Regions from separate parts of the Homo sapiens genome. Here region 2 is linked to region 1. The links are chromatin loops, found by intact Hi-C in ENCODE. Cell type or tissue: ovary. All regions are shown on one strand. Links, peaks and the distances in the headings refer to the core of each region. The heading gives the core; the rest is flanking DNA.

What was found. Peaks named below come from ENCODE experiments on the same cell type or tissue, not always from the same donor. Only the 100,000 strongest peaks of a DNase experiment are listed, where the experiment ranks them.
Region 2: it touches region 1 in a loop (2.7-fold over the local background); 31 of 110 quality-filtered maps call a loop at or near these places.

Annotation. Positions count from the first base shown.
Region 1 is chr7:25,843,349-25,854,778 of GRCh38, reverse strand. No RefSeq gene overlaps it. Among named protein-coding and RNA genes, the nearest start is that of LINC03007, 59 kb to the right of the region's middle. RefSeq lists a silencer at 2,931-2,980. In ovary, for the core only: CTCF peaks have their summits at 3,006 (motif pointing right) and 4,698; DNase peaks (open chromatin) are centred at 2,948 and 4,898; H3K27ac peaks cover 1,820 bases.
Region 2 is chr7:25,729,107-25,740,536 of GRCh38, reverse strand. All of the region lies in intron 1 of LINC03007 (long intergenic non-protein coding RNA 3007), which reads left to right. Among named protein-coding and RNA genes, the nearest start is that of LINC03007, 55 kb to the left of the region's middle. RefSeq lists enhancers at 6,371-6,881, 7,149-7,815. In ovary, for the core only: no CTCF peak of the experiment used is centred there; no DNase peak of the experiment used is centred there.

The DNA of each region.
Region 1 (11,430 bases), core at 2,472-6,471:
CAGTAAATTTAGCTTCTTCAGCGAAGTTCCACATGGCACCGCCAGATGGCATAAGGATCCCCTTCTCACCATCTCCACCCCCACCTTGTACCCTGCAAGTAATTTAGAAAAATTGAAAACCAAACACTTTTATATTTTATAACTAAATGAAGTGAGAACATACTGGCACTGTTAGAGAGCCACATATTACAAAAATAAGCTTTGTTGGTTGTTGCTTTAATGTGAAACTTCCTCCGGAGATTTTGCCCAGGAAAGTTTGCGAGTAAAATATTCATCCAGTGAAAGTGTTTGCAAAAATATTTCCTTAAGCGAAGTAAGCACCTTAAGCACGCTTTAAAAAGGTAAGAGTAAGAGGCCGCTGCGTTTCTGAGCGTGGTGTTTGCAGGGCCGGGCGAACTTTTTAGGGACTAAACTGAAATCGAGGGGGAAACTCAGTTTCCCAGCGAGTGGTCTCACTGGAGCAGAGCCTGGCCGGAGCCACAGGGCCGAGGTTGCATCTCTGCTTTCTCTGCTTTCCGATCCAGTTGCTGTTAGAGCAGCGTTGCTTTTTTAGGAATTCATTTTGGGGTCCCTATGACAGATAGGCAAGACTTTCTTTCCACTCACAAGTCACTGTAGTAGGGGGCAGAATCTTTGTTTTGCCAACCTCGGCGGGGGATTTGAGGGTGGAACCCTGGAAAGTGTAGACCTCCACTTCTCATCTGCCTCTCCTTTTATATCTGCTTTTCTGTTTGGGTTTATCAGGAAGAGAAGGGTTCGTGCTGTCCCCACATCAAGGTCAGAATAAGAACTTACGGTATTTGCAGAGGGAGACGGGAGGAAAGAAGAAAATACTGTACTCAAGTGAGAAGTTTCACAGCTTTAGATGTACATTTTTACATTTTACAGGTCGACAGCTCTCTAGCTGGGAAACTTCATGACTTCTTCTCCCATTTATACAAGCAGAATAATTGCACACTCACTTTTGATTACTCTACCCTATAATTATGCATTTTAAAATTGCAACCGGCCTTTAAAAATAAGTCTACCTAAAAAAATCTTTCAGAATACAGCCATTAGCCCTCATTTTACAAGAAGGTGGATTCATTGGATCTGTTGTTTTGTGCTCTGTCGGTTGACTTTTATTTAGCCAGAAACTAATGAGTTGGGTGCCGACGTTTACTTATATCTCCCTCTGACATCCTAACTGTGGGTGAATTTTCTAGCCCAGCACCAGATCCTTAGTGTCTGCAGGGCAAGAATCTGCACATTTTCACCAGCCCCTGTTTCTAGTGACCAACTTCGCAGGCTGTAGGAAAACTCATCCTACCCAGGCACATATAAGCAAAAAAAGTAGTAACACTTTTTAGTTTAGAATCAACACTTCTGATTCGTTAGTTCAAGTTGAAACCATACGTTTCTTATTTTATTTCACTATCTGGCTTTTTTTTCCTCTTGAAAAAGATCGGAGGGTATCAATAGTAAAACTGAAGTAAGAATTGCTAAAAGTAAAGCAAGAATTTTAGGGGGTACTTTTTTCCCTTAGGTGGTAAGAAGGAAGACCTGAAGGAACGAGTCTTTTAAAAGAGAACCTTAAGTTTCTAAGCACAATCTTGCTCTCTTAATATTTGTCTTCTGCCCTGCAGAAAACGGGGCAAAAAGTGTTTAAACAAATGGAGATGGGACCTGTGGGCTGTCCAGGCGTGGCTTAGGACTCGGGAGCTATCAGCTCCCCTCCCGAATCTCTGCTTCTAAGTCTCTTTTGCAGCCCCCCAGTAAAGGCGGGCCCCAGGTGGGAATTTGGCGATCCCGGCGCGTGGGGACGACTGCGCTGGGGCGCGGGGCGCTCCGGGTGCAAAGGCCCAGGCACAGGGCGGCGGGCGCAGGGGCAACGGTCCCAGGGCGAGGGATGCCGCTGTCCCCAGCTCTCCTGAAACCCACTCCCGGGCGAAAACGTGGGCAGAAGGCGGGAAAACGCCGCAGCCGGCGCTCAGAGCAAGCTTCCAGCAGACGCGGGAAGTTGAGGCTCGGCGCCCCCGCCCCCACCCCAGCGCCCAGTCTCCGCTCCCCTTCAGGGCCTCTTCCGGGCTGAGTCCTGGGAGTGGGTTTCCCCGGCCGCAGTGATTTTGCAAGAGTGCGGCCGGCCGGCTGTAAATCAGCCTTTCTCCACTCCCGGGGGGCAGCCCTCCCGAGCCGGGGCGGGGGCGCGGAGGACGCGGGGGCCGGGCCCATGGCCACCCTAGGCCCTCGGCCGCAGCTGGATCGGCCGCCTCCGGCGAGGCGGCGGGGGTTAAACGCCGTGAATCCATCAATCAAGCGCACCGCCGCCCTCGCGAAACCCGGAGCACCGCCCGCGGGGCCTGCTTTGTGTCTCGCCCGCCCGCCTGCCCGGGGCCTGGGAAGCAGGGTCGGGCCGCTCCAGAGTCCGGGGGGCGCGGCGCATTCCCACGAGGGGCCGGGGCGGCCTGAAGGCTGCTCCACCCAGTCCCACCCTGTAACGGGTTCACTGGGGCCTGGAACACAAATCTCCCAGGCTGCTGGTTTCCTTATTTGATCACTCCTTTGCGTCTTCAACAGAATAAGGCCAACTCATCACACTTTCCCGGCCGCCTGGAGCCCCGAACCCTGTCATCCCCCAAAAGCAGCATGACCAGGGTTGGTGAGATTAGCCATAAACAACCAGATGATGTGACTGGGCAAATCACATCATCTCTCTGTGCCTCAGTTTCTCGTCTGTAGAAAGAGGGGGCTGTTTTAGGATCTCCGCATTTTTTTGTACAGCTCTAATGTTCTTTTGTTTTAGGTGGAGAAGCCTGAACCCTTTTTGCCGGACAAATGTCCCCAAGTTCCCTTTTCTTCCACGTTTATTTTCGTACTGCCGGTTCCTTCCCTCCCCACCCGCGAGTCAGCCCCACTGCGTCCCAGAGAGCAGCTCCAGCCCGCAGGGCAGGACACCTGAGCCTCGGAGCTGAGCCCTGGCCGCGTTTGTCTCGGAGAAACCACCAGGGGGCAATAGAGCCCAAGGATAGAGGAGCAAGGCTCCACAAGGCCTTTCCAAAAGTTTGTCCAATTTGGCGTGAATTCCTTTTTCCAGTTTGTGTGATTTGTAAATTGCGCAGAGTGATTTCAAGATCCCCCGTTTGATCATTAGCGCTAAGGTAGATGGATGCAGCCCGGGGTTCATAAAGAATGAGGCACAAAAGCACTAATGAAGAGCAGGCTAGCGCACCCGCAAGACCTAATGGCAGAACAAAATGGGGCGAACGTGAACAAAGCTCACTTGAAGTGCAAAACTTTGGTTCTAAGGCCATGCATACAGTGGGTTCTCAGGCCATGGGGCAAAAGGCATGGAAACAGTGGGCCGCACGCCGGTGTGTCTTTTCCTAAGTTTTGCAAATATCGGGTTCGTTTTGCGATGGTGAAGTGGGAGGTAGCCCGGGAGGTGAGAGAATGCAGAGGAAATCAGTTAAGAGAGATTCTCCTGATAGGAAGAGGAGGTGGCGAAGGTTTAGGTTAGAGAACCCCAGTTCTTCATGCAGCAGCCACCTTCGCCCATCCTGGGAAGTTTCTGTCTGCCTGTAGAGCAGAGCCGCATCCCTGCCGCTGTCTCCGAGGGCAGTGTCGGATGGTTCTTTCATTTGTTTCCTGAGAATGGTTTACAATATAGATTAGCGGGGCCCCAGAGGAAACTGGGGTTTGCTCACTGCAAACAGCCAAAAGATCTTCAAGAGAGAACGTGTTAGGCTGGAATATCATCTTTTCCCACATGTGCAAGACTCTTGGATTGTGTTTGCTTTCAAAATCCATAAATGTTTTTATTAAACTATATCTTTCTTGTGGCCCCTGCGCACACAAAGTACTTGCAGCATATGTAAACGCTTCCATTTTGGTTCTCCTTCAGGAAAATTTTGTAACTCCGCAGTAAATATTTGCTCTGGGGTGAACCTTGGCAAGCGATAAACTCCAAAATCTGGTTTCACTGTACGTGTTTGTGTGCACATGTGTATGTTTTAACAGTATGTATATATTGGAAAATTTGCGGGAGAGCTTGATATTTTTACTTCTTTGCTGCGCCGCAGGAAAGTATAATGACTGTAATTACTTGGATAACATTTTAAAATTAACCAAATTCTCTTTCACATTCGATTCTTCCTTGTGTGCTGCCAGCCCTTCCTCCCAAATCATGTCAATTAAATATTCTTACAATGTCACCCTTTATAATGCCTTTAGTGTAGTGATTTTGGGGGTATATTTTAAAGTGATAAAGTGCAGTTTTGCTTCCTAAATTCTGTCTTAATAATAAGAATGTAAAAATTAAACAAATCATGATCTTTATTATTCTTTTATGTTTATAGTTTCTTTTCCTCTAATGCTTTAATCTGTAAGCCAAAAAATTTCAGAGAGATAAATGGAGACAGCTCAGTAGCATGGCAGGCAGAGTCAGGATTTTGGATTCTCATCCCTGAAGAAAAACTTGAAGTTATTCCTCTGTGATGAAAAATACTTTATTTTTATGAAGAAATGGAATCTGCTGAGGTTGAATAAATTAGAAAACTCTATGGAAGATCATTAAAATATGAAAACTGTTAGCATTGGGCTGTGTGTTAGTCATCTTTAAGAGAATAATCGGGAATTATTAACTGACTTTGACCTCATGAGCCTTGACATAATAACTGTGGCATTCGCGGTGTCCCTGGTGTTTTAAAAACCACCCTCCTCCCCCGCGTGCATTACAAAAATATGTCCTCTTCCTCTCATGTTGATTATATGGGTTTTATTTATTCTAATGACTGCTGTAGAGAGAGAAAATGCAGCTCTGAGCAGGGAGAAACAAGAACCCTTGTACACGTTTGCTGTGGGGTGGGCTGGCCACATAAGTTGAGTAGCCTTTGGCCAGATAAGCAAATGCACACTTCGCCTCCCAGTGAAAACATCATCCCCAACAAACATCATGTGGGCCTGAGTCACTCTCTGGAGAATCTGCTTCTCAGAGTTTGGTTTGGCAGTTCAGGCAGATATAATCCTTCCTTTCATTTTCCCCTGCCCTTTTGAAGAGCAATAATTTTCAGTCCCCTCACACCAAGGGCACTTTGAGAGATGGCCTACAGCTACACGGAGGAAGTTTCTTTGGCACAGCCTTTTGGGAGCTGTGAATATTTGAGGCTGTCTCAAATGGGGACTGTGTCCTTTGAATGAAGTGTTACACAGATGTGTGAGTGAATCCATGGGAACAGAGGCAGATGTTAGGGAGTTAGAGAATTCTGAGCTCTGTGGGCCGTGTCAGTCTGAAGAAAGGCAAGACGGCTGTTAGGTGCAGCCTGTAAGTGCTGTTCATCGAACTGGCCTCAATTCGTCTGCGCTTGGAAATAACTGAAATTGTCTGACCACTAAAAGTGTGATACAACTTGGAAGAGGGGCAGGAGAATACATTTTACTGGGGGCCATAGATCTGGCTTGGGCAAGCAATCTGTGTGTATTCAGATCCTGCATGTTTCTGAAAGATGATAGATGGATAATCGAAGCACACTTCTGCAGAATTTTTTTCTAGAGTATTTCAGTCCAAAAGAGCGCTAATGTGAGCTACATAGCTCATTTTACATATTACATTATATTACACATTAAAAAAAAGGTGAAATTATTTAATAGTATTTTTCATTAAATGCAATATCTCAAAAATATCACTTCAACATGTAATCAATATAAAGTTAGTATTGAGATATTTTACATTTTTTGCCCCTTCCCATATATTCAATAGCTGGTGTGTATTTCATTCTCAGAGCTCATCTCAGCTTGGACCAGACACATTTCGAGTGCTTGGTAGCCTCAGTGACCAGTGGCTGCTTCACTGGAGAGTACCAGTTCCAGATCATCTGGGTGCGTGTACAAAGTCACTAACAGATTTCCTCCCACATTTCTGTGAAGGTCTATGAAATTTTAAGTATCATAGGAAAGATTGAAGAAAATAGGTTCTAAAGCAGATGTATATTTTGAACACTGCCATTTTAGCTCTGAGGCTTCAAGCCATGATTAAGGAATATGTGACCTTTGAAAGAAGTAGGTGATGCCTTTTATAGATTTTATTCCATTTAAAAATATATTTTTAATTATAAAAATGAATCCATACTTACTATAGAATACTCAATACAAGGTCTAGAAAATAACAAAAATCATCTAGAATCCCACCATCTATAGCTAATCACCTTTTGAAGTTTTGGAGTATTGCTGTTCTCGTATGTGGATCGGTTTCATAGTTGTCATTATACTGCAAATGCCCTTGTATATCTTGCTTTTGTTCACAGTGTTATATCACAAGTATCTGTATTTGTTGTTAAAAGCTCTTCATAAGAATAATTTTGATCATCTGGATGATTCATCATATGGCTGAGCCATGGTTTACTGAAGTCAGTGACTTTGGTAGGGTAGTAGTTGCAGTAAGCTCACTAAATGTGACAAGAACAAAAAAGTTATTTTATTGAAAAGTCACCCTACTGTGTGGCCATCCTCATCCCTCATATTGGCGGCCTTCCTTCCATGACTCTAGACAGCTCCGGGAAACCAGAGCCCTTCTACTCTTAAGCTTATTTTTTAGAAAAAATATCTTAGAAAATAATCTCCCTTTCCCCACCTAATCAATCCAGATGTTTAATTACCACGTTGACACAATTGGATTATGACTTCAGGGCAAAAAGCAACTTTACTAAAGAGAATTTGAATGGAAAACAAGAGCATTTTAAAGATCCTCATACAGCAGTTTATTTCTCTTGTTAAATTCATGTCCCTCAAGATATCACAGTACCCACTAGGTACAGATACTGGGCCGCCCTTTGTTAAATCGTAGTTGGATTTATTTTTGCTTCCCTTTTTGGCCCTCTTTCTCACCATTTGTCATTTTCACAGGCTTTAGTGACATAAATCTTGTGGAATGTTGGCTATGCACATAGCATGAAGGATTCAACCTCTCCCATTTCAGGCTGGTTGGCCAATGTAAGCAACTGAGGGTGGCAGAGATCAGGGACAGATAAGACAGGGAGAAGAAGGGGTAGAGGGACTTTGGAAAGAATACCTGAAGTACGAAAGTGACACCTTTAAGGTTAAGGGTGATGGCAATTGACTGATGATTACCAGGTAACAATGGAGTCCACTGGAAGCTGCATAACCATGAACTGTTATGATTATTTTTTCCTATCTATGTGGAAAGGCCTGGTTTGCTTCTCTGCACACAGTCCTGATTCAGTGTGGTGCCCGCATATTGTAAATGTCTTATCCAAGAATCCAGGGACCTGGCCCTGAAGGAAAAGCTGAGGACAGAGTATTTCTGCAACAGGCCTAGGCTCTTGCAAACTTGCCTTCCCAAAGCTCCAAGCCCAACTGGCCTGCAGGGGAGGCGGTCTCGCTGACAACCTGCCCTTTGGCCTTATACCTTCTGTCACAAAAGAGCCATTTTTCCTGAATTTGAAATTGAAGAATTTGATGGCACACGAGTGCTGGGGGGATTTTATTAAGCTGATAAATATGACTACAATTTACTTAAAACCAGTGGCTCTTCTCACTGTCAATGTTGTGGAGTTTATGCCTTTTTCTCTCAAGCTCTCTTTGGCCCAAGCAATTCAGGGCAGAGAGTTTGAAGGGTATTTTGTTTCTGATGTGGGCAGTCTGAAAAATAGTGGACCTTTTAACATTGCACTGACAGACACTCTCAGGGCTAATATAATTGATGTATTCATAGGAGCTTAAGCAAAATAGCTTTCCAAAAGGGAGAAAAACTTGTCTTTTCACCTAAGCACTGACCGATTTGTGGTTTGGATGCTTACACGAGATATTAAACAGACCCGATGGAAAAGGCTTGTTTGCCTCAAGTCTGACTTTCCCTCCTCTTGTAATTTTTGGCCTTGAGTCAAATTTTTGTCCATTCCCCTGCACTCCTTGGGTTGAGGCCAGCACAACGGGCTTGCACTCTCCATGGTGTTGACAGAGTGTTTTTCAGCTGTACCAAAGGCCACAGATTTTCTGTCAGACTTCAAGATACACAGCCTGATAAACATGTCTGCCTCTGGCGATTGGCAGCATTCTTTCTGGAAAAGAAAACAAAAATTGTTTTATATCAATAAGGAAAGTGGTATGAATAGCATAGAATAACACAACTTGGAAGGTGTGCCTGAGGCCTGAGCTTTTTTGCAGTATGTTTAGCTCTTCAGTTCAATTTATTTTTGAGTTCTGTCTTCACCCCACCAGCATCTGATTACTTTCATCAGCCATATGTGTCTGGTTGTGTAACAAATAAACAAATCAACAACCGATTTGTTTGGAAGGTTGGTTGGTGGTAAATGACTCCAGAATGGTGTTTGGAAAAAGTATTTTGGCTTTCTGTAGATATTTTATTTTTCATATGGGATGAAATGGCTGATTTTCGTTAACTCTCTTGTTCACTACAATTTAAAGAAACTGCATGATGTTTCTTCTCTCTGATATTTTCTAGTTGAGTTTTTTTCCCATCACTTTATTCTCTTGGCCATGTGTCAGGTCACCAAATTGGGAAATCAGCCCATGTGGATGACACAAAACTCAACTCTGTGTTACCTGGAAATCTCATCTTTGTAGAGCTGTAGCCAGCTCGGTGCAGATTCCCACAATCAGAGGACTGGATAGCTTCTTCTGACAATTTCTTGCAATCAGAGGGGATTCTTGCTTTGCCATCTTGACTTCAACGTTGACTGTTGGAAAGGAAGAGGGAGGAACACATCCTCAGAGTCAGCACCCTCTTTCTAAAGCTGCTTTGCCATTGAGCAGATGCCCTGGAAGCCTGAAGGGAAGGCTGACTTCTTCAGGTTGAACTTCCCTTTGGAAGATTGATTAAATGCTGATGATCTCTTCAGCAAGCCCATGTGGACCCAATGGCTCAAAGCCAGCCTCAGAACCTCTCCAGTGCAGGCTGCTGGCCGGATTGTACCACCTCACCTGGATGCCGGCTGCTCAAAGGCAGACGAGGCTCATGATGCCTGCTCTTGGGAGTTCCTCAGTGGCACTCAACATTAATTACCTCTCCCCCAGGCCCTTCTGCAAAGTCCAGTGCCAGATCTCTGATGTCACTGCAGGACTATGATTAAACACCAGCTCCAGATCAGCCCAGTGACAGGGAGGGTCATCAGTAATGGATTTGAAAGGGGCTTCAAGGCCCAGGGTAATATGTTATTCATTACCAATGTCGGCTGAGGAGCTGTGAACCTGTCTGTTGGTTGGTAGCGCTTTATATGACACCTCCCCAGGGTCAGTTTCTGTTTGATGAGTGGGAGTGTGCTGTAAACATGTGATGTTAGTATCTTATCAGGTAGCAGAGCTGAGTAGAGATGAAATAGTTCAGCAGTCTTAAGCAGCTTTAGAGAGCTGCCTCAGAAATAAAAATTGTTCCTTCATAGACATAGTAATTCATACATACATACTTATACACACATATATGCATGTGTATACATACATACATATGCATATTGTATGTTTGGGGATGAGCTCTGAATTTAGGACATCTTGACAAGCTTTTCTGTGCAGCTATTCTGCTTGCAGAGGGCAGGGTTCCTAACCTGGGGTGCATGTTTGATGGCCCATGGATGGGCCTGGACAAGGTCTGAGAACCTCTATGATTGTAAGTAAATTTTTGCATGGAAGGCTAAGTTACTTACCCTCTCCAAGCTTTTTCAGTCATCTATAAGATGGAGAAAATAATATCTGCCGCATTGGGTTAGGGTGAGGACTAAATAAGAAAATGCACTTAAAGCACTTAACACAACCTGTGGCCCCAAAGTGCTCTCTCAATATTAGATGTTATTATTACACTTGTTGTGTTAATAAGATATACCTTTGTGAATTTTAATTGGATCTGGGAGCCACAGATTTTTACCAGATTTGCAGAGGAAACTTTGAACCAAACAGGTTAGGAACTGCTGTCTTTGATAGCTAGAATCACTGGAGAATAAATCTCTTGCAGAGTCAAACTCACTTTGTCAGAAATGGAAGATGAAGACATGTGATTTGTGAGGTTGACCAATCTGGGGAAATTCCTGTGGTCCCCAGGAAGCTGGAAGACCCTGCCAAGTTTTATGTCACTGCTGTTTTTCTTCTACCTTCTATTAGTTGAAAAAAAGTCTTTTCTCACTCTCTTCACATTTTTTTTCTCTGAATAAAGCCTATGGGGTATAGCCATCTCATCTGTACACACACAAAGCCTGTATTCCCACGTTTCACATTCTTTTGGTGTTTTGGTTATTGTTATAATAACAATACCCTGTTACCACTCAGTCTCAGTTTATAATTATAAGATAAAAATTTCAATTGAAACCTGCAGCTTTTCGTGTGACATAAGTAAACATTGCTATTTCCATTTTACAGATTTGTGAGCTGATCCAGAGAAGGGCAAACTTTTAATACACATTCCAATTCAGAAATAATAACTCTCAATTCAGATTATGCCAAACCCATGCACCGCAGAAAACATCACAAAGACTTCCTGCAGTCCAGTGGCCCCTGGAATCGATTTACCACAAACCCTGTTGGGAAGGAAGTATCTTCCTCCTGTCATAAATCCTCAGACCCTGTAGATATGACTGAATGACTGAAACTACATGCCTGATAATCGCCATGATTTTTCACATAGCAATGAAGAGCAATAGCTGTGAAAGTTACAGAACACCGAATTACATGTAGTAAAAATAGACAGTCAAGCCCTTCATCTAAAAATTGACTTAACTGCTTGAGGAAAGAGATGGCTATAAAGTTAAATGGTGTAATTTCATGTATGGAAATGGCTGTCCTTTCTTATATTTAAAATTTACCTTAGGACATAATTACCTCTGCACAAAGCCAGTTTCTAAATGGGAAACATTCCTCCAACAGGATGTTCTTTCCATCTCTTGGGGGCCCCCATGGAATAGCGCTACTCAGCGATCTAGGGGAGAAAGTGTCAGTGCTCAGAAGCAAACTTCCTCAATGAAAGTCTCACTGGAAACTGGCCTCATCCATCATTATCTGTTCTCATCCCAAGGCAGCATGCCGGCTTTCCATCCTATGGAATTTGGTGGGAAATCTCCTCTGAGAGGATGCTGTAGAGGGTGAGAAAAATGACCCAGTGTGCAGAGGGCCCTCTGCTGGAGCTGCCGAGGAGGAGACCAGAGGAACCATTGTTTGGCCATCTTCTAGCTGACTTTAGATCCATGGCTGCTCTGAATGTAGGAACCTACTGTGTACAAGCAAGATGATAATTCAAGATCATTGTGCAAATGGCGTTCTGTTTTCCTATCTGCAGTAACATAGTTTCTCCCCGGAATTCAGCTCATTAAGGCTTTCTTTGATCTACTCCTGTTCATAAACTCCATAGAAAAGTCTGACATTGAATTTTTGTCTGAATTTTTCTTTTTATCAAGGAAGCCAAGGCCTTTTGCATTCTTCTAATTGTCATTACAGGGC
Region 2 (11,430 bases), core at 3,384-7,383, 120 kb after region 1:
ACCTCCACCTCCTGGGTTCAAGTGATTCTCCTGTCGCAGTCTCCCAAGTAACTTGGATTACAGGCACTCGCCACCATGCCCAACTAATTTTTTTGTATTTAGTAGAGATGGGGTTTCACCATGTTAGTCAGGCTGGTCGCGAACTCCTGACCTCAGGTGATCCACCTGCCTTGGGCCCCCAAAGTGCTGGGATTACAGGTTTGCACCACCACGCCCAGCGCTGAATTTTCTCCTTTCATTCCTTTTGTCTGGGAAAGAACCAACTCAAAATCTCATCTGTTGCTGCATCAAATCCCCAATTCACACAAGCAGAGGGTGAAGAATAATAATGGCGCATAGCAGAAGAATTACCGAAATTTTACTGTGACTTCAGTTTATGCATAACTGGGTTCTCCAACTAGATGGCATCTGAGATGACCTTCTATGCTTCCTCTGTCCATATATCTTGATTTAGATTTCCAGACTTGGTGCAGCAGTGATCAAGCAGTGATGATTTATTCTAAATATCTCAATTTCAGAGTGTTTGCCCACCAATTCTCCTCCACATAATGTGTACCTAAAAACATAGACGAATTGCCCAACTCAGGCCAGTTTTTATCTCATGTAGAAAAAGAATTCCCTGCCGGGAGAATATGGTTATATTAACCTTCCTTGAGTGGTCATTTGCTCAGCCGTCCGGTTGAGGACTTGTTGGACCTTACAGACTGCTTCCCAGAAAGGAATACTTCTCAGCTTTAAAGAAATGGATGGTTTCTTCCTTTCTTGTTTATTTTAAGTGAGGCCTCGCTTTATCCTGCTCACTTCTTTCACTTAAAGAGAAAATCACCTTCATGTGGAATAACTTGCTTCTTTGCCAAATCTATCCAACAAAATAAGGAACCTTGGGAACGTACTAGTGGACCTATAGAATAGGGGCTCTAATTTATGAAAGATGGACTTACAGAGCAAAAAATGCATGTAGTAGAGGCCATTGACACTTGCACACAACCCTGATGTTTTAATTTATCTTCTGCAAACAAGAGAGATGTTTTTTCTTCTAGGTGAACATAAATACAGTAGTTGAATGCAGTCTAAACTGTGATGTCAAGCTGCAGAGCTCCTCCAGTGTTGCCAAACCCTTGTGCTTGTGCACACACATTTTATAAGGGGCACTCTCGTTGCTAAAGGAACTCAGGCCACTTTTGCGTGAATGCCCTGTGATTGGCAGGAATGCTGGCTGTTGTAAGTATCATATTGTTTGGCAGTGGAGAATATTTTTTATTGCTAGTTCAATAGCATTTCACAGTTATTAAACCAGAGTCATTGTTCCTGGGGGCTCCCAAAGGCTTAGAAACTTTGTGGCACAAAGGAGAAAAATACACAGGCACAAAACCTGTCAGTTATCCTCATTGTTCCTCATTGTTCTAATGCGGCTGTTATACGCTTGGCTTTTAAGGTATTTGGGGAGAAATGTTGAGAAAGTAGCTTTTCAAACATATTTATGGGCAACTTGTTTTCATAAATAAGAATTTGTGGGACCAAATTCAATCATAAATAGTATTTTGAATTTTTTAAAATTGGAAACTTTTATGGAATGATACACCTATATTATTACAACTGCACATCAAAGCACATTGATTAAAGATATGTTCACGGTATTAGCAGATATGGCCAAATATCCCATAAACTCCAAGATAAATGCCTGCCTGAAATCATTAATAGGGCCCAAGTAAAACGCTCTAAGAAGGAGATGAATGGGTGTGACTAGGGAGGGAGCACATATATTTCTCTACAAGTAAGAGCTCCCCCAGCTCATTTGGCAGATAATGAAAATATCCTGCAAGTGAGCGGGGTGGATGACCTTGTACAGCTGGCTGGTGTTAGTGACAATTGAGGACTTGCTGGGAGAAAAATGGCAGCCTAGTGGACAGTTTTCCCCTTCGATAAACCTCAGTTTTAGGATGAGGACAGAGTGCAGGGTGCTAGGCTGTTTCTGCAGGGCTAACAGGGGACCAGCACAGTGTACTCATATGGGTTGCCCGAAGTAGGAAACACTTAGGGTCTTTTGCAAACACTCAACTTTCTGGGAATTTGACTACTTTTTTTGTTACTTCTCCTGAGAGCACCAAGCCAGGTCCTGATGATTTTGCTCTCCTCAGCTGATTGCGTACTTTGTGTATTGCTTTCTTTTCCTTCTTCCGAGCAGTTTCTCAGGCCCCGAGGACCACACTGACACTCAAGTCAGTGGATGCACAATTAATCTTCTGCTGAAAGAAAAATGTATTCTTATTTCTTTTCAAGTGTGGCTGGCAATAACTGGGCGTGGGCAGGAACTTGTGTTTACCTGAACAGAAACAGAAGATGTACGACCTCTAAGCACTTCTGTGGCTTAGCTCTTCCACCAGTCTAGGGCTGAATTCTGAGATTCTTTTTCTTTTCTAGAATTGCAACTTTAGAGGAATATACCCCATGGGCGATATTGTGGCTGATGAGTTGATGGTGGTTGCGTTGGTCCTCATGTCTGGTCATGGTTTTCTCCTTCTCTTTGTAAAAGGGGAAATCTACCCCAAATTCTTGGATGTTTCCTCCATTTATACTTTCTTCTCCATGCCTGTCTTCTCCACCCCAATTCCTGTCATTTTGTTTTCCACCAAGGGAAGTTAAGGTTCCTTAACTGAAGATTTGGTAGGCTGACTTCTCCCTGTGATAACTGTGAGAAATCATTCTCTCCTGAAGGTGGAATAACTCTTCCTCACATCCATTATACACATGCTGTATAATTAATCTATACATTTCTAGTCCGTATCTTATCTTTTTTTCTCCAAACTCTCCTGCATCATTCAAAAGGAGTTTGCCAGTCTCTGCCTTCTGTTTTAATATTCAAAAATAGAGAAATCTTTAAGGTTACTTCTAGGCTGAATCAATTAAACTACTTTTTAATAAAGAACTTATTTGCTGGGGTTTTCTCATTAGCTATACAATCTCAGTTTTGCCAATGTCTAATCCCCTCTTCCTGTTTCTATATGCTCAAGGGGTATTTTGTGAACATTTTTGATTAAAATGGATTAGTATCTCATCTTAAAACAACAGCAACTGATAGGCATGGTGGCTCACGCCTGTAATCCCAACACTTTGGGAGGCTGAGGCAGGTGGATCATTTGAGGTCAGGAGTTCGAGACCAGCCTGGCCAACATGGTGAAACCCCGTCTCTACTAAAAATACAAAAACAAATAAAAAATTAACCAGTGGTAGTGGCTCATGCCTGTAATCCCAGCTACTCGGAAGGCTGAGGCAGGAGAATCATTTGAGCCTGGGAGGTGGAGGTTGCAATGAGCCAAGATTGCGCCACTGCACTCTAGTCTGGGCGACAGAGTGAGGCCCTGTCTCAAAAAACCAAACCAAAACAAACAAAGAAACAAACACAGCAACATCTTCTCGTTGAAAAAAATCTGGAAGGATATGAATCGAAATGGTAGCATGGTTTTTCTTTGGGGGATTTGGGTCATTTTCCCCCTTTTTAATACCTTTCTGTATAGTGCAAACTTGTACTTACACTCAGACAAAAAGAGGTATTTTACTAACACCCCTCTTTCACAAGCCATTCAGCATTGTGTTGATTTCTTAAGGAGTTATTTGTAAGGAGATTGTGCCTCCAAAGAGGATCTGAGGGTTGTCTTTTACTTACATTAGTGACTCACTTTGAGCAACTCATTGGGTTAAGGCCTCAGATTTTCTTGTGTGCAAAATCAGAATAACACCCACTTGCAGGAATTATTAGAAGCTAATGAGGATATGTGTAAAGTGGATACATGGATACATGTAAAGTGCTATCTATATAGGAGGAATAACAATAGTAATCATTTGCTCAGTGGGAATCAGTGAGCCAGACTTAGGCCAAGGAATCTAAGACAAGGGAATATCAAAGAAACACGATACAGGTATTTTACGTGTGTTAGCATGGACAGAGGAATCTTTTCTTGGAGACTTCAAGTTTGTGCAAGCATTTTAATATTCTTAATAGCAGCTTCTAGCACTGTTTTGTGAAGTGTGTGTGTGTGTGTGTGTGGGTGTGGGTGTATGTAGTGGCAACCAAAGTACCTCAAATGCAATATACAACATCAAATTACATGTAAAAGTAATTGTCATAGCACCCATACAACCTTACTAGCCGACTGGTTCATGGGTTTTAAAACACTGGTTTATGTGATGCCAGGTGTTTGCCACAGAAAGGTAAAATTACTAAAAACAGAAACAGAACACAGAAATAATAGTCTCTCACAGAACAGCCAGTGAACTCACTAGATAAAACAGCTATTCTGGGAACAGAAGCTGCAGTGGAGTTTTCCCACAGCACAGCAGTGGAGATGATGAAGTTCCTGCCTGGAAGCAGAAGCAGGTAGAAAAGAGAAGTGAGCATGGGAGGAGGGATACAGTCACGTGCTGCATAGCTGTGTTCCGGTCAACCACAGACCACACTTATGACAGTGTGCCGACAAAACTATAATGGAGCTGGAAAATTCCTATTGTCTAATGACATCATAGCTGCCATAAGGTCCTAGCACAAAATGCATTACCTTTTCTGGGTTTGGATATGTTTAGATACACAAATCCTTACTACTGTGTTACAATCGCCTACAGTATTCAGTACAGTAACATGCTCTACACGTTTGTAGCATGGGAGCAATAGGCTATAGCATATAGGTTGGGTGTGTGGTAGGCTCTACCATCTAGGTCTGTGTAAGTACACGCTATGATGTTCACACGATGATGAAATCGTCTAGCAATGCATTTCCCAGAAGATGTCCCTGTCATTAAGCCATGCCTCACTGTACCTTGAAAATCCCTGAACACACTGGACACCCCTGGGTCCTGGTGAAGATGCCCTGTCTGCTTGGATTTAGAACCATTTTCAACTCATCTCAAGTACCAGGAGGAGCTGCTCATCTTGTAGATCTGGGCTGTTCAGCAGTGAAGGGGTTACGTGTAAGGGTGATCAAAGATTTAAACTGTCATGTCGACAGTAAGCCGAGGAACAGGCTGTGCAGGGGCCTTAATAAATCTGCCCTTGACTTATGGCCGAACCTCATTCAGCAGAAAATTATTTCTGCAGCATATTGAATGCTCTGCTCTGATGGAGACAGAAATAAAAAGAAAGGTGGAAATGGGGAGAAGAGAATGGAAATTCAATCCACATGTGGTGGAGAGGACTCTTCAGTAAATTCTTTCTCAGATGAAATAAGAAACAGAATGTGTAGGACTCTTGGAATAGGGTACATTCCTTTGATTACTAAAATGTCTTAGGGGACGAAAACGGACAAGCAGTGATTCTCAGAAAAGATCGATCTGGAGGATGGGAGTGGGGAAGGAGGGGGCAAACCTCTCCCTTAGTGATTTAGACATGATTGCTCATTTATTTATTTGTTTAGTCAATCAGGCTTTATTGAATGTTTACCTACTGTGGCCATTGAGATGAGCAAGACATCTTAAGGAGTTTGCAGTGACTGAGTTAGAGCCACATGTTCACTGAGCATCTAAAATGTCAGGCACCAGCTCAGTGCAATACAGCACAACGCAGACACACCTCTGGAACCTTCTCTGAGTCAAATCTGAGACTCTGTAGTAGGGTTCCAGGTATCAGAGGAGGGTCAGCAACTTTTTCACAAGACATTTCCCCAATTCAGTATAAGGAATAGGGGCTTCATTAATTGGAAAGGTTGATTTGGGAAAAAAACCCAGTCCCTTTCTCAGATGATATGGGATTTAAATCTCTTATTGCTTTTCCTTAGGATATTTTAGAAAGAGAAGAAAGGGTTAAGATTGGGGGCTTCTGTATTTTTCAGTCCAGTTTATAAAAGTATGAAGGATCCTTCCAATCCCAGACCAGAGAAAATTTGAATTCAAGAGATAATTTAGGAGACAGAACTCCTTCTCTTTCCACCAGTTCTGAAACTATTGGGAAAAGCTCAAGAAAACGCAAGAAAATAATCCAAACATTTCCTCTTCTAAATAATTTATTCACTGTTTTTTTTTTTCTTCCTATACTTTCATTCCCAGAGCTGTAATGAGTTTTAGAAACACAAGGTGTCAGATATTGACTTTTTGTTGTTGTTGAGTTCTCTAAATTCATGACCCCTCTGGGCATTCTAGGCATAGATAATATATAATTCAAAGAAGAGAGCTGCAGCTTTCATCTTCTCTTTCTTGTAAGTTTTGGAGCTTTTTGTTCAAAGGGTGATCTGTTCTGCTGCAGTAGAACCAGCCCTGTTTCCAAAAGTTTTGGCAGAGGACATGGTGCCCTGTGGTACCTTAAGGCTTTGGGAGACTCTCCCTAACTGGGTTCCATGCTTCTGTGAGTTGGAAGTGTGGATTCGTCCTGTCCTGTCCAAGGTTGGCTCTGCTGTTGATCTGCACCAAAAACGAAGGAGAGAGAGCAAGATAGAACCAGCTAGCTGTCTTAGGGAAAGGGTTGAGGCAAAGGCCAAGGCCATGTGTGCAAATGAAGATTCTCATCTGCAAATGAGAGTGGTGGTTGGATGAATTGGGGTAAGGAAGTCCAGGGGTTAAACGGAGGAATTTTGCTGAAGATAATCTCTCAACCTTCAAGAAACAAAGAGACAATTAGCCCAGAGATGGCTCCACAAAGGACTGGATTACCAGTTCACAGAGCAGGGCTAACCACTCCAACATGAAGTATTCCAGAACGGTTTGTCTCTGAGTGGGTTGTGTGTCTGGGTGTCCTTGATGGGGAACCAATTCATAGATGCTTCTGTGACTTTTCTCTAGCTCTATCTCTTGAGATGTTGCTATCTCTCTTTCTGAGAAAGGAAAGTTGAACTCCGAGTTGCCTGAAGAGGACAGGGGCTGTGGTTATCTCCCCAGGTAAACCTTGGGAGAGCCTTGGGGTTTCAGAACTGAAGAGGTTGATGAAACTGACTATGGCCAAGAAGACTGACTACTACTAATCAGCTCCTCTCCTCATGTTAAATAATTAGTAATGTATTATTGAAATATATTATTCATAAGCTCAATTTAATATCTTTTTGTGCACACATATATATATTTAGTTTTTATTTTTCCTCTCTCCTTCCTTTATGTAGTTATTAACTATTTAACTATATAAATAAATTTCATCCTAACAGGGCATTCTGGCAAAGCATATAGTAATATAGATGCAGAGAACCTTGTGATTACTTATGTCACTCTGGGTAAAATATGTCATCACTCTATTCCTGGCTTTCCCCATTTGTACAAAAAGAGAACACACCTCTTTTACTTTTCTCAGTGTAAAGACTAAGACGATCTAGTGTGGTAGGAGTTACTAAGAAATTATTTTAGGCAGATAGAGAGGAAAAAAGGGGTCCTTGGAAGATTTTTCGCGGCTCTTGTCTAGCATGAAAGAGAATCCTGACTCTTAGACCCCAGCTGGCAACCTTTGATATGCAAATGCAAACCGTTAGAAACTGGATCCACCCAACATGGCCGGCTGGCAACCTTTAATATGCAAATGCAAGGCGTTAGAAACTGGGTCCACCCAACATGGCGATTCCCACCGTTGCCCTCTTACCCTTGCCCCCACATGTGCCTAGCAGCATGGTTGCCCCCACATATCCCCAGGTGTGTGGAACATCATGGCGCCCTACATTTGCATGTTAAAAGACTAGGGTGAGAGAGCCAGTTTTTTCACGGTCTACGTGAATGACATGCCTTGTCAAACCAATCCCCTGAGCCCCATGCAAATCAGACACCGCCTCCTCCAGCCATCGAATATAGCTAGTTGATAGCAGGGTTCCCTCTCAGCTTTGGAGCCCTCCCTCCCTCTGTCTCTGTACAGGGAAGCTTCTTCTTTCTTTCTTCCCCCTTCTTTCTTGTCTATTAAACTCTCTGCTCCTTAAAACTACTCCATGTGTGTCCGTTTCATTTTTTCTAATTCTACTCGAGATGAAGAACCTGGTGTTCTCCACTCATCAGAGCCCTGTCACTAGCTCCTCACCCCATCTCCACTAAGACTTGAAGTTCTTCGAGAAGCTTGTACAGAAGTAAAAATAAGGATGATTTTCTTTCATTTTAATGACCATCATTTGGCTACTTTCATTTAGAACTGGAAAAAAATCTGTAGATACTTGATGATTTCACGAATAGTTTAAGCATTATGATTTATTTGGATTCCTAACTGAGGAATAAGTTCACCTTGTCTCTCTAGGAGCCCACATAGCTCTTTGTGCCCCATCCTGCCATCCATGTGCCCAGATGAGATTTTCAAGGACTTTTCTTGCTGTCCTTGAGAGGTAACTGTTAGGAAGTGTCTGGCCAGCGATCGCTGCGACTGAAACCCCTTTCTTTTCCCTTTACCCTGGATGGTCTCCCCTTTCCTTACCTAAGCCAGATTTCCTTTCCTCACACTTGAATCCAGAGTTCACACTGGAGAAAAGGGTTGGAGAAGTCAGAGGAAACCTTTGACAAATGCCTTGGGGTGAGGGGTGAGTAGGAGGATGGAGAAGCTAAAGAAAAAAGAAAAAAACAACAAAAAAACCTTAGGCTAAGAATGAGGAGGAGGAGGCAGCAGTGACCTGGAGGAGGCTTTAGATATCAGTTGCTTTTAATGTTCCTGATTTAACCTGAAACAAAGGAGACCCGAAGCTTTTAAAAGAAAAGAAAACCATGGAACTGAAACAAAGCTGATCAATTATAAGGGAGGGTGTTATATCAATATTCACCATGTCAGGTTATTCCATCCTGGGAGGTGTAATGAAAGCCCCCGATTGGCTTGATTAAAACTCAGAAGAAGATGAAGAGAAAGGAATGTGTCTGAGTACAGCTGTTCAAAATGCAAACTTGTTTTTTAGCTTGGTATATCTAAGATTGAAACATCGCCAAATAATTGCTGGGAAAGTATTTGGTTAGGTTTCAAAAGACTGTTTAAAGAAACTGACTAGCTGTAAAAATGGAATATTCGGAATGGCTGTCTGGGAAAAATAAAATTAAGAACTGGAAAGACGTGCTCCATAGGCATAAGGGAACAAAAAACAGTGTAGAGGAGGAGATGGTATTTTGTATTTTTAAGGATGAGAGTGAAGGTGTCTGAGCAAGAGTTAATTTGCCAAGTTTTGAGTTGTGAATTTTTTCCTTGCTGTGGTTTCCAGGAAGGATTAGGACTTTAGTTTTTATGCAAAGTGGCATCTTATTATAGAACAAAAGGTGACAGCCTCGAGTTACTGTATCTAAAATCTGGAATTCTGCTTCAGGCATTCATCTCGCATCTAGTTAACTTTAGAAATAAAATCAGAGGGAATTTGGCCCTCAGGTTATAGGGCTGGAAAATGCTTTGAGAGGCCTTCTAGTAGGATTACTTCTAAACTCGCCCTGACAGATGAAAATTTATCTTATTTTTAAATGTTCCCCAGAGGAAGAGTGTCCACAGACTTCCTTAGTAACTCATTCTAGTTTTTAACGACCTCCACATTCAGGAAATTCCTTCTTCTGTCTTACCTAAACCACTCGGCCTCAGTTTAAGTCCATTTTCTTTTGATCTGCCCCAGTAGAGATGGAAAAAAGTGGGTCACCATTTTGCACAAACATCCTTTCACGTAATTGAAGATTAATTTTTAAAATCCAAAAAGTTCTCTATCTCCTCTTTATCTCATTGAATCTCCCCACTTCCTTTAGCCTTCTTTCCCTTGGTAGTTCCATCTTCCAACCTGTTATCCACATTTGCCGTTGCCTCAGACACTTCCTCTGTCATCTGAAGCCCATTTTGTAGGCTGGGAGAGATGGGAGAAAGTGGCAATGCACATCTCTCCTTATTTCTTTGGGCTGCCTGTGCTGGAACTCATATAACAAGCTATATATTGGCCTGATAATGTTTAAAGATTTTAACATTTTTCTTGCCCACATTATAATTGTTTTCAAAGTCAAATTTTGCTCACACAGTAGTTCTGTGGGCATTTACAGAGGCATATATTATATCTTTAGGTTTCAGAAGGGCAAAACCAAATTATGGCAATACGTTAATGTAATATACTAAGAATTATTCAGTATAGGCCGGGCGCGGTGGCTCATGCCTATAATCCCAGCACTTCGGGAGGCTGAGGTGGGTGGATCATGAGGTCAAGAGATCGAGACCATCCTGGCCAACATGGTCAAACCCCGTCTCTACTAAAAATACAAAACTTAGCTGGGTGTGGTGGCACGTAGCTGTAGTCCCAGCTACTGGGGAGGCTGAGGCAGGAGAATTGCTTGAACTCAGGAGGTGGAGGTTGCAGTGAGCTGAGATCATGCCACTGCACTCCAGCCTGGCGACAGAGCAAGACTCTGTCTCCAAAAAAAAAAAAAAAAAAAAAAAAAGAAGAATTATTCAGTATAATGCAAAAAGCAAATTCAATAGTTGTTCCTAGATTAGAAAAAAAAGTTTTTGCCCAGGAGGTCTTTTCACTAGGTATGAGCATTTCAGTAAATAGCCTCTCAGCATTGCCCAACTGTTATTTGATATTTTCCATGAACTGGTTTCTTGGGTTGAACTCCTGATCTTTCCCCTAGTTCTTGGTGATGAGACCCTAGAATCTAATTAGATATCACATTCGCCAGCACTTTACCCAAATGCTTCCAGGACAGGGCAAAGTCTCGATGTGTTTTCTTGGGTATCAAAGCTGTTGGCTAAACAAAGTAATGGATTTTTTATAATTTACTTTTGCTTTAAATGAGGTCCTATTATTATCTGTTTGCACAGTTTCCAACAGGTTTAGATATTTGGGGATCAGAGAATCACTGACATGGACATGACTTTACAACTGGCATTAAAAAAAATTTCTAAAGAACTCTAAAAAGATTTTGAGACAGTTTCAGATTTCCCCACAGTTTTCAAAACATGGTTGTGAAGGTTTAAATGGGAAACAGGTGCTTTTAAAAATCAATTGATATTTTGATGAATCATGTGTTTACTTGTACTTGTGTCTTAGCAAAAGACCGTGGAGAAAATAAAAACATAGAGAAAGCAGGCTACTTGTCAATCATTCTGTAGAATGAGTTCATAGCAAACCAGGGCACAGTGCTACATTGGAAGCTGGAGTCCTAGAGGCCTCATGTTCCTCTGATTTTATTCTTATTCATTAGAGGACACCTATCATGGGCCAGGCAGTAGTCTAAGCACCAAGGTTACTGCAGAGAATAAAAAGAGACAGAAGTCTTTGCTCTCAGAGAACTTACATTTAATTTTGGTTTTATACATTTATCTTCTCCAGGATCTATTAGAGTTAGAAATTTTTGTTTAAAAAAATTTAAAAAAGAACTTTACTTTCAAAAATGCATCCCTTATTTTGCAGCCATTAAAAATTATTATTTATGGAAAGGGTATGGTAATGCAGCAAATGCTTGGTGGGTTACCATACTAAATGACAAGAAGGATACAAAGTTGTATATGCAATTTTTCCTAAGTCAAAACTAAAATCAACAATATAA